Linked DNA regions of Homo sapiens: region 2 is linked to region 1. Evidence: chromatin loops called from intact Hi-C (ENCODE). Cell type or tissue: heart right ventricle. All regions are shown on one strand. Links, peaks and the distances in the headings refer to the core of each region. The heading gives the core; the rest is flanking DNA. Region 1 overlaps NUP98 (nucleoporin 98 and 96 precursor). Region 2 has its middle 41 kb from the start of MIR483.

The links. A loop is a pair of places that touch in the nucleus more often than their neighbours do. Peaks named below come from ENCODE experiments on the same cell type or tissue, not always from the same donor. Only the 100,000 strongest peaks of a DNase experiment are listed, where the experiment ranks them.
Region 2: it touches region 1 in a loop (15-fold over the local background); 1 of 110 quality-filtered maps calls a loop at or near these places.

Annotation. Positions count from the first base shown.
Region 1 is chr11:3,761,781-3,767,152 of GRCh38, reverse strand. NUP98 (nucleoporin 98 and 96 precursor) reads left to right here. Exons shown (of 33, transcript NM_016320.5): 9 at 4,114-4,251. Among named protein-coding and RNA genes, the nearest start is that of NUP98, 33 kb to the left of the region's middle. In heart right ventricle, for the core only: no CTCF peak of the experiment used is centred there; no DNase peak of the experiment used is centred there.
Region 2 is chr11:2,090,750-2,096,121 of GRCh38, reverse strand. No RefSeq gene overlaps it. Among named protein-coding and RNA genes, the nearest start is that of MIR483, 41 kb to the left of the region's middle. In heart right ventricle, for the core only: no CTCF peak of the experiment used is centred there; DNase peaks (open chromatin) are centred at 1,888 and 2,881.

The sequences.
Region 1 (5,372 bases), core at 150-5,149:
CGTCTCTACCAAAAATACAAAAATTAGCTGGGCTGGGTGGCGGGTGACTAATCCAAGCTACGCAGGAGGCTGAGGCAGGAGAATTGCTTAAACCCAGGAGGCAGAAGTTGCGGTGAGCCGAGATTTTGCCACTGCACTCCAGCCTAGGTGACAGAGCGGGACTCTGTCTCAAAACAAACAAACAAACAAAAAAGGATCATAATCCATGACTAAGTGGGATTTATCCGAGGAAGGTTGGTTCAACATATGATCATTAATCATTGTAATACACTGTGGTAATATAATTTAAACAACAGAAAACCACATGATCACCTTTGTAAATACAGAAAAAACATTTGACACTTTTTCATGATAAAAACACTGAAGAAAGAATAAGAAGGAACCCGGAATAGCCAAAACAATCTTGAAAAACAACAAGTTGGAGGACCCTCAGGCTTCTCTCTTTTTTTTTTTTTTTTTTTTTGAGACGGAGTTTCACTGTTGTCGCCCAGGCTGGAGTGTAATGGCACGATCTCAGCTCACTGCAGCCTCTGCCTCCTGGGTTCAAGGGATTCTCCGGCGTTAGCCTCCCACATAGCTGGGATTGCAGGCATGCACCACCATACCCAGCTAATTTTGTATTTTTAGTAGAGCCGGGGTTTCACTATGTTGGTCAGGCTGGTCTCAAACTCCTGACCTCAGGTGATCCACCCACCTCTGCCTCACAAAGTGCTGGGTTTACAGGCATGAGCCACTGCGCCTGGCCTTCATGTTTCTCAATTTTATTTTATTAATTTTTTTGAGACAGGCCTCGCTGCAGTCACCCAGGCTGGAGTGCAGTGGCATGATCTCAGTTCACTGCGTCCTCCGCCTCCTGGGCTAAGCGATCCTCTCACCTCACCTCCCAAGTAGCTGGGACTACAGGCGTGCACCACCATGTCCAGCTAATTTTTGTAGTTTTTGTAGAGATGGGTTTTCATCGAGTTATCCAGGCTGGTCTCGAGCTTCTGGGCTCGAACAATCTGCTCTCCTTGGACTCCCAAAGTGCTGAGATTACAGGTGTGAGCAGCTGTACCTGGCTTTACTTCTCAATTTTAAAACTTACTATAAAGCAATAGTAATTGTGTTACTGGCACAAGGAGAGACATAGACCAATTGAATAGAAGTGAGAGTCCAGAAATAAACCCTCACATTTGTAGACAATTGATTTTCAACAAGGATACCAAAACAATTCAGTGAGGAAAGAATAGTCTTTTCAACATATGGTGCTGGGACAACTGGTTATTCACATGCAAAATAATGAGGTTGGATTCTTCACAGCATTTTTTAACTGCAAAAGTTAAAATTGATCAATTTTTTTTTTTTTTTTTTTGAGACAGAGTCTTGTTCTAATTGCCCAGGCTGGAGTGCAGTGGCACGATCTTGGCTCACTGCAACCTCTGCCTCCTGGGTTCAAGCGATTCTCCTGCCTTGGTCTCCTGAGTAACTGGGATTACAGGTGTGCGCCACCGTGCCCGGCTAATTTTTTTATATTTTAGTGGAGACAGGGTTTCACCATGTTAGGCAGGCTGATCTTGAACACCTGACCTCAAATGATCCGACTGCCTCAGCCTCTCAAAGTGCTGGGATTACAGGTGTGAGCCACTATGCCTGGCCACAAATTGATCAGATTTCTAAGTGCAAGACCTAAAATTATAAAACTGTTAGAAGAAACCTAGTTAGACAGTAATATCTTAGATAGGACACCAAAAGCAAAAGCAGAAAAGAAAAAATAGATAAGTTGGGCTTTTTCAAAATTAAAACCTTTTAGCCAGGCCTTTTAGTACATGCTTGTCATCCCAGCTACTCAGGAGGCTGAGGTCGGGGAATCATTGAGGTCATGAGTTAGAAGCTGTGGTGCACTATGATCGTGGCTATGAATAGGCCACTGCACTCTAGCCTGAGCGACATAATGAGACCCTATCTCTAAACAAACAAAGATGGCAGAAAAACATTTATATATCAAAGGGATATCATCAAAGTGAAAAGACCTGTAAGTGGAAGAAAATACTTGAAAATCATACATGTGATATAGGACTTGTATCCAGGATGTATAAATAACTCTTATAATTCAGTAGTAAGACAATAACTCATTTAAAAAGGGCCAAGGATTTGAATTGACATTTCTCCAGAGAAGATATGTAAGTGGTGTGATAATATGCTTAACATCATAAGTCATCAGGGAAAGGCAAATGAAAACCAAAATGAGATAACCACTTTATACCTATTTGAAAGATACAATAAAAAAAGACTAACAGGCTGGGCGCGGTGGCTCACGCCTTTAATCCCAGCACTTTGGGAAGCCGAGGCAGGCAGATCACGAGGTCAGGAGTTCGAGATTAGCCTGGACAACATGGTGAAACCCCGTCTCTACTAAAAATACAAAAAATTAGCCGGGCATGGTGGTGCCCACCTGTAGTTCCAGCTACTCAGGGGGCTGAGGCAGGAGAATCTCTTGAACCCGGGAGGCGGAGGTTGTGGTGAGCCGAGATTGTGCTACTGCACTCCAGCCTGGGTGACAGTGTGAGACTCAACAAAAACAACAAAAAAATACAGTAGTAAGTATTGAACCTGGAGAAGTTGGAACCCTCATACATTGCTGGTACAGCCCCTTTAGAAAACAGTTTGGTGGTTCCTCAAAATGTTAAACAGAGTTACGATATGACCCAGCAATTGCACATCTTGGGATTTACCGAAGAAAAATAAGACATAGACTTGTACACAAGTGAACATAACAGCATTATTCATAATGACTAAAATGTAGAAATAACCTAAAGATCTATTAACAATGAATGGGTAACCAATTGTGGTATATGCATACAATGGAATATTGTTCAACCATAAATTGGAATGAAGTACTAATATATGCTACAACACAGATGAACCTTGAAAATGTGCTAACTGAAAGAAGCCCGTCACCAAAGACCACATTTTTTATGACTCCATTCACATTAAATGTTCAGAATAAAAAAAAAATCCATAGAAAAAGATGAATGGTTCCCTAGGGATGGGGAGTAATCACTGATGGGTCTGGGATTTCTTTGGGGGGTGTAAGAATTTAGATAGTAGGGATGGTTGCAGAACATCACGGAATAGTCCACTGTAAATGAGTGAATTTTATGATGTTTGAATTGTGTCTCAATAAAACTTTAAAAAGTGAATTCCCTATTCAGCAAGTCTATTAGCACAATATTTTTCCTTTATTAATGCATAAGTAAAATACATTGTTAAACATAGGATGATGCAGACTGCTCATTGGAAATGAGTATAGTTTCTCATTTAGAATTAAGGCTTTTGGCTGGGTGCAGTGGCTCACGCCAGCATTTTGGGAGGCTGAGGCAGGTGGATCCCCTGAGGTCAGGAGTTCGTGACCAGCCTGGGCACATTGTGAAACCCCATCTCTACTAAAAATGCAAAAATTAGCCAGGCCTGGTGGCGTGCCCTTGTAGTCCCAGCTACTTGGGAGGCTGAGGCGAGAGAATCACTTGAACAGAGGCTGCAGTGAGCCGAGATTGTGCCACTGTACTTCAGCCTGGGCAACAGAACGAAACTCCGTATCAAAAAAAGGAATTAAGGCTCTTTAACATAACACTCGTACCTCGGTCCGTGTTGATTTATTTTCGCTGATTATTTTTGGTTACTTGATTCTAAGTTCACTCCCCAGCTTGATACTGATTAGTTCTTTTCACCTAAATCGTTGAAAATGAAGGACCTAGACATACTATTTTGCTTCTCAGTGTTGCAACCCTGACATCTCTTAGAGCACAAGAGTTAAAGTCTTATTATTTAATAGACGCCTAAGACCTTGGAGTTCATCATCCTGGGAAGAACAGGGGCTTAAATATAGGTTTGAACTTCTGTTCCTACCATTCAGGAGCTGTGGCACCTTGGGCAAGTTTTAAAATGCTCTGAGCTTTTTGAAAAATATACTCCCTGCTTTTCAGGGTTGTTTTGAAGGAAATAATCTATATAAGTTATTTAGCCTAATATCTGTCATATAAGCTTGAAAAAATGGTAACTTTTTTTTTATTACTCTGAGATTCGTTACGGAAACTATTACAGGATATCTTTTAATCTATATAAACTTCTTTGCAGGGATTATTTGGAGTAACCCAAGCCTCACAGCCTGGAGGTCTTTTTGGGACAGCTACAAACACCAGCACTGGGACAGCATTTGGAACAGGAACAGGTCTCTTTGGGCAGACCAATACTGGATTTGGTGCTGTTGGTTCGGTAGGTTTCTGCAGTTGACTGTAATTTGAAGATGTGTGTAAATTTGTTAAAAGGAATTTTCTTCTAAGGATTTGACTGTTTTGCAGGTATTTTTATTGGGTGTATTATTGCACCAGCCTAATATGATTTGATTCTGAGAACAAAAAATTATTTGATATAAAATGAAATTTCAGGTTAACTTCAGGTTTGTTTTCAATTAGTAAATTCTTTCCCTTTTAAAATTTCTTTGCCTCAGTGCTTATGTGCATCATACTTCTGATAGCATTGGTTAAATTGTTGAGTCTAAATTGAAATTCTTTTGCTTTATTTGAATCAGATAATTTTTAACTCCTAGTTCTTCCCTCTTTTGTAGGTGATAAATTGGTATGATGTTTGGGAATGAAATGTTTTTGGGGTTGATCAAATTGTTGAAATTGTTGAGGTACTCATGGAAGAAACTTTGAACTTGCTATTGTGAGTAGGTTAAAAAAATTAAAAAAGAGCCAGGCGCGGTGGCTCACGCCTGTAATCCCAGCACTCTGGGAGGCCGAGGTGGGTGGATCACCTGAGGTCAGGAATTCGAGACCAATCTGGCCAACATGGTGAAACCCCGTCTCTCCTAAAAATACAAAAAAAAAAAAAACCACTAGCTGGGTGTGGTGGTGGGTGCCTGTAATACCAGCTACTTGAGATGCTGAGGCAAGAGAATCACTTGAACCCAGGAAGTGGAGGTTGCAGTGACCCGAGATCGCGCTATTGCACTCTAGCCTGGGCAACAAGAGCAAAACTCTGTCTTAAAAAATAAAAAAGGAACACAAAGTCCCTAAAACATATGGTCCTGTTTTCATGGAGATTGAAATTTCTCTTTTCTTTTTTTAAACTTTGGACAGATAATTGAGGTAAGAAATTGAGAAAATTATATAATGCTTCAAGACATTCTAGTACTTCTGTTGTTGTTGTTGTTGTTGTTGTTGTTTTTGAAACCGAGTCTCGTTCTGTTGTCCAGGCTGTACTGCAGTGGCATGATCTCGGCTCACTGCAACCTCTCCCTCCCAGGCTCAAGCGATTCTCGTGCCTCAGCCTCCCAAGTAGCTGGGATTACAGGCGTGTGACACCATGCCAGGCTTTTGTTTTGTTTTTTG
Region 2 (5,372 bases), core at 280-5,279, 1.7 Mb after region 1:
AACTTGGTAAAAATTTGGGAAATTTCTAAATAAAACAAAACAAAGGAAAAACATTTTCAAAAGGATTTCAAAATCGGTGCTGCCACTTCCCCCAGTAACCGGACCTGTGGGGCCTGGGAGATGCTTTTGTGAGGAGGGGTCTGGAAGGTGGAACTTTCTAACCACCAGCACCTTTGAAAAGTGTTGTGCTGTGGAGGGATGAGCTTGCTGTCAGGAGAAACATGGAAGCCTTGGGGAGCCGCTGGGCTGTTGGCTGAGACCTGGCCTTCTCTAGAAGGAATCCAAGACATCAGGTTCGTTAGAGGGAAGTCTTGACATCTTTGGGTTCTGGTGGCCAGGACTCTGAGACCCGTCGGGACAAGAGGGGTGGGCAGGGCGAGGGCCTGCAGGGAGCTGGGGCAGGGCTGGTGAGATGAGAAATGGGGGTGAGGAGAGGAAGGAGCTCTTGGCCAGTGAGGACCCACGGATAGGTGTGCACTTGGTGAGGGCAGGTCCTATTGACCGCTGCATTCTTGGTGTCTGGCCTGGGCTGGCCAGAGAAGGCTCTGGAAGGTCTTTGTTGAGCTGGGAGGTGTAAGAGCGTGTTGGGGTGGTTCTATGGGGATGACCATCAGTCATGGTCATCTCCTACCTACCTAAGGGGTAGGTGCCTTAGACCTACCCCTCCACCCCCAACGCTACAACCCCAAGGCTGCTCCCCCAAAGTTGTGCCATATCCCACTGGGGATGACCAGTCGGGCCTGGGCGAGGGGTCCTTGTGGGATGAGAAAGCATGGGCTGCTGGGGACAGAGGCTGGAGAGGGAGGTTGAGGTGGGCCTTGGCCTCCCACAGGGTGACGTGGTGTCCACACGGGGCACAGTGGGGTCCAAGCGGCCCTTTGGCCCCCAGGCTTTTTCCTGTCCCAACCTGGCTGCACCTCTGAAACTCTGGGAACAAGGAAGGGGGACCCAGTATGTGCCCAGGTGGCCTGGACAGACGGCCCTACTGGAAACCTGTCCCTGGGTGCACGGAGTATCCCTGTGTGCCTGGGCCCTGGGGAGGGGCTGGGCATGGAGCCCTGGGAAGCTGCTCCCGGGCTTCAGTTTTCCACTCTGTACAGTGTCCAGTGGGACTCCAGCTCCATTCTGGCCTGTCTTTAGGCCACCAGGCCCTGGGGTCGAGCCTGGGGAGGGACAGCGGCAGGAATAGAGAGGCTCCGCCTCCACCTGATGGGGGTCCCCTACTTAGTGACATGCTCTGGTCTGGTCCCTGGGGTCCCAGGATGAGCTGACCAGGCAGGATTAGGGACCACGTCCTTCTGGGGATGTCCATCCACCCAGGGGCCCCAGGGCACAGGTGGGCCTGGAGTATCCCAGCCTGTGCAGATGGCATGTTCGCAGGGACCGTGCCTGTGACCAAGCCCTGGGGCGTGCACATACCCCTCTAGTCCTTGCCTCCTGCTCCCGGGATCTTACACCCTCGGCCAAACCCAAAGCCCCAAGCCAGTCTCAGAAGAGCCCAGGAACCCCGGGAAGTGTTACACGGGCTCCTTTGCGGTTTCACCTTTCCATTGCACAACCAAACCCTCCGTTTTGTTTGCCAGCAGTTTTTAGCTAGCGATGGCACCCAGCTTTCCCCCGGGACCCTCACGCAAATGTTGGCATGGAGCCAGTAGCTGCTGGGGTCTCCTGGGCAGAGCTGGCCTTAGCCTCCCGGGCCATCCAGCTCAGGGCTGTGCCGCCCAGCATCCAGGCTGGCCTGGGGCACCACTGCCACCCTCCTCCATGCCTGGCAGCTCGGGGACTAGGCTTTGAGAGGCCACAGACACTTACCATAATCCCAGGAGAGTGCCCTGGGCTGTGCGTGGGAAGCTTTCTGGGCCAGGTGCCACAAGGACTCCACGAGTCTACAGCCAGCGGCGTGTCAGGCCATGATGACGATTCCTGACATTCAGGCCCTGGCCAAGTCAGGCTTCTGGTCCGGGGGTTCCTCCTTGTCCTGGGCACTCGTCCTGCATGTTCCTGTCTCTGCCTTTTGCCCATACCCTGCCTTCCCCTCTCTGCCACATGACCTCCCTGAGAGCCCCCATCTCTCTTGTGAAGCCACATGCCAGTCCATGGGGCACTGCCAGCTTTTGGAGACAGAGTCTCATCGCTGTGGCCGGCAGGGCCCTCTTCTTGGGTGAGTGCAATTCTTGTCACTGTGGCCAGCAGGAAGCTCCTCTTGGGTGAGTGCATGGGGGGTCCTGCTGATTGTTTGGTCATGGCCAGGCTGGCGAGTGGGGCGCTGCTCTGTTCCAAACCCCCCAGGGTTCCCCAGCACCTTTGGTCCCAGTCCAAGCTCTGTGGCCTGGTTCTCTGGGTCCTCGCCATCCTGCCTGCTCCCGTGGCCCTCTCCTCTGACATCCACACACCCAGGCTCCTGCCATGCTGGAAAGTGTAGCGCCTGGCCACACCTTGCCTTAGCTGGGCTGGCTTCTCGGTGAGGAGCGCCACCTCCTTTCCTCCCTGCTGCATTTCCGTACCCAGCTCAAATGTCAGTTCTTCCACACAACTTCCAGACCTTCCCAGGGGCTCATTTTTTTCCCTCCTCCGTGGTTTCAGTCCATCTCGGGGCATCTGATTCAGTAGGCACCATGCTAGGCCCCTCCCACACAGCACCTCCTTAGCCCCCACCCGAGGTGGGTCTGTCATCAGCAGGTCAGGGGACTGGGCTGGGGTTCAGCCCCCTTTCCTCATCACCCAGCCGGTAAAGGCAGGAGCTGGTGCAGGGCCCAGCCCCAGGAGGGGCCAGGTGGGACGTGCTGCAATCACAGCCTCACCACCCACTGGGCAGGAAGCCAGCCTGGGAGCCAGAAAGCCTCAAACCACAGGCGGCGGCTCTCACAGGGAGGCTGGCAGCCACCACCTGGCGAGGCCCCAAGCTGCTGCCTGGCTGAGCCAGGGGCTGCTCCAGGCACACTCTGGCCTCGGCTCCCATCCAGCCTGCCAGGCAGCCTCCTCCCCGGGGACCTGGTTGGGAGTTCCACTGGCCCGGGCCTCCTCAGAAGACTTACCGGGTGAGTCAGTTACTACCCGCACCTGGCAGCCTCCTGCTGACCAGGAGCCTCCCCAGCCTCCCCAGAAGCTTCCCTTGTTTGTTCCTTCACCCAGGACCTTGTCCAGTCATGGCTGGGAGCTCTTGCTTGCTTAGGGCCAGGGTGGCTGCAGAGGGGATGGATAGCTTTGCACTGGCCCCAGGAGCTCCCTGGGCAGCTGGCGAGGGCTCAGGGTGTGCAGTCAGCATGGAGCTGGAAGGCAGGACCCCAGGCAATGGTTGGGGTGTAGGAAAGAGGGTTGATGGAGCGGGGGCTTGCAGGAGGGACTAGATGGGGCTGATGTGGGCAGCAAGCGGGGATGAGCCAGTCCTAGGCTGAGAAGCCCCAAGGCAGGGGCTGGGACCGGCTGGGGCTGCTGGAAGGAGACAGTGGGGGCTTGTCAAAGCCAGCCTGGCCTCCCACCTCCCCTGGAGCCCACGGGGAAGCCTCAGCCTCTGCCATCAGGCTGGTCTTCCAGGGGCCCCAAGGCTTGGCATGGGCCAGACTCTGGGCGCTTGCTGCTTCTGCTGCCCTCCGGGAACTGTCTCCCCACTGCCCCAGGCAGGCCTACCGCTTGCACAGTGGTGCTGGAAGGCGTTCCTCAATACTCCAACATGAGCCTCAGTTTCCCCTTCTAAATGATGAGCATCTCATAGTTGCTAGGAGGGTGAAGGGCCTCATGTGTGGACCCCTGGCAGCATACCCAGCACACGGTGGAGCCCTGGCAGCTCTCAGTAACCATCCCACGTATCACCTGGGTGCTTGGCAGGCACAGACCCCGGACCCTGGGCCTGAGAGCATCCACTAGTCAGTCCACAGCAAAGCCAGTTGCGCCAGATTCTCATGCTCCACCAGGCCGGAGGACCAGGGACGCTTTTCCCCTCTGTGCCTCAGTTTCCAATCTGTTAGTGCAAGGCACTCCCACTGTGCACTGTTCTGCCCATCCACAAAGGACATAGTCCCCCGTAGAGGGCTCTGCCTGCCCTTCCCGAGCCACCGGCCCCAAAGGCGCACACCGCACTACCTCCTCCGTCTGCTGTCTTGGGCTCTGCAGCCATGCTGGTGGCTGGGGTGCAGCAGGGAGAGGACAGAGATCCCGGCTCTCCTGTCTTGAGGTCCACATTCCCGTGGGCTGACAGGAATGAACAAAGTAAGGGTGTGGAGTGCCAGCTGTGATGGCAGAGACAGGCGAGTGATGTACCCGCAGGCCCAGGAGCTCCAGCAGCCCCTGGAAGCGGGAAGAGGCAGGAGGGACCCTCCCGTAGCTCCTGGAGGAAGCCCAGCCCTGCTGACACCTGCATTTCTAAATTCTGGCCCCCCAGAATTGGGACAGAACCCATTTCTGTTGCTTTAAACCACCGAGTTTGTGGTCCTGTGTTGCACCCACAGGGGACGCAGATGCAGAGGACTCCTGGGTGAGATGAGAGTGTGGGGTGGGAGCAGAGGGGGCTCCAGCCCTTGCTCATCCTTTGCCAGGGCCCCTCTGGCTGCTGTCAGAGCATGGACACAAGAGTGGGCAGGGCTGGCCTGGCTGCAGGGCTTCCCTGGAGCCCACCTGCTGGTTCTGGGGTGGCCAGGCTCAGCAGAGGCGAAGCCAGCTGGGAAAAGGGCTTGGGAGCCGGACAGGAGCAGGCCCTGTTTTCCTGCCCGCACTGTACCATGCAGCTGTGCTCTGTAATTTGGGGCTGAGGCCACCACACCCCACTTCAGGTGGAGGTGAGCCTGGTAATTACAGCCTGGGGGCCAGCTCCCCAGCCCCCAGCCCCACAGGCCTCCGACCGGGGCTGTGCAGCCAGGACCCAGAATCCAAGCCCCTTCTTCCACCTCCACCCACATGTGAGGCCTGCAGGTTAGCCTGTGGCCCCCTCCAGAGTGTCACTCCGTTCACCCTTCCCAAGCCCCTCAGGGTGTCAGAGATAAAAAGATAATAAATAAGCAAAATTTCAAGTAAGTCATTACAGTAAAAATATAAATAAACCAAGCCCCTCAGGAGGTTGTGCTGTGGGCTGTACTGGGGCCCAAAACTCCCCAGAAGATATGACAAGTCATGGGCTTCCAAGAGTGTGGGGGCCGCCTGAGAGTTTTGGGGTCTGGAGGATGGGAGGGGCTTTTCCTGGTGTGGGAAGACCAGGTGCAAGGTGGTAAGGCGTGGGACAAGGTTTGAGTGAGGGTCCTGGAGGCGCTGGCTGACCCCTGCAGGCCCTCCAGGCCTCCTACGTCCAGTGTCAGCAGGAAATTCCAGGCTGCAGTGGTCTTGGTGGGACCCTGCAAGGTGGCGGCCACTCTGAGCCCAGCCCCAGAATCCGATGTCTTCAA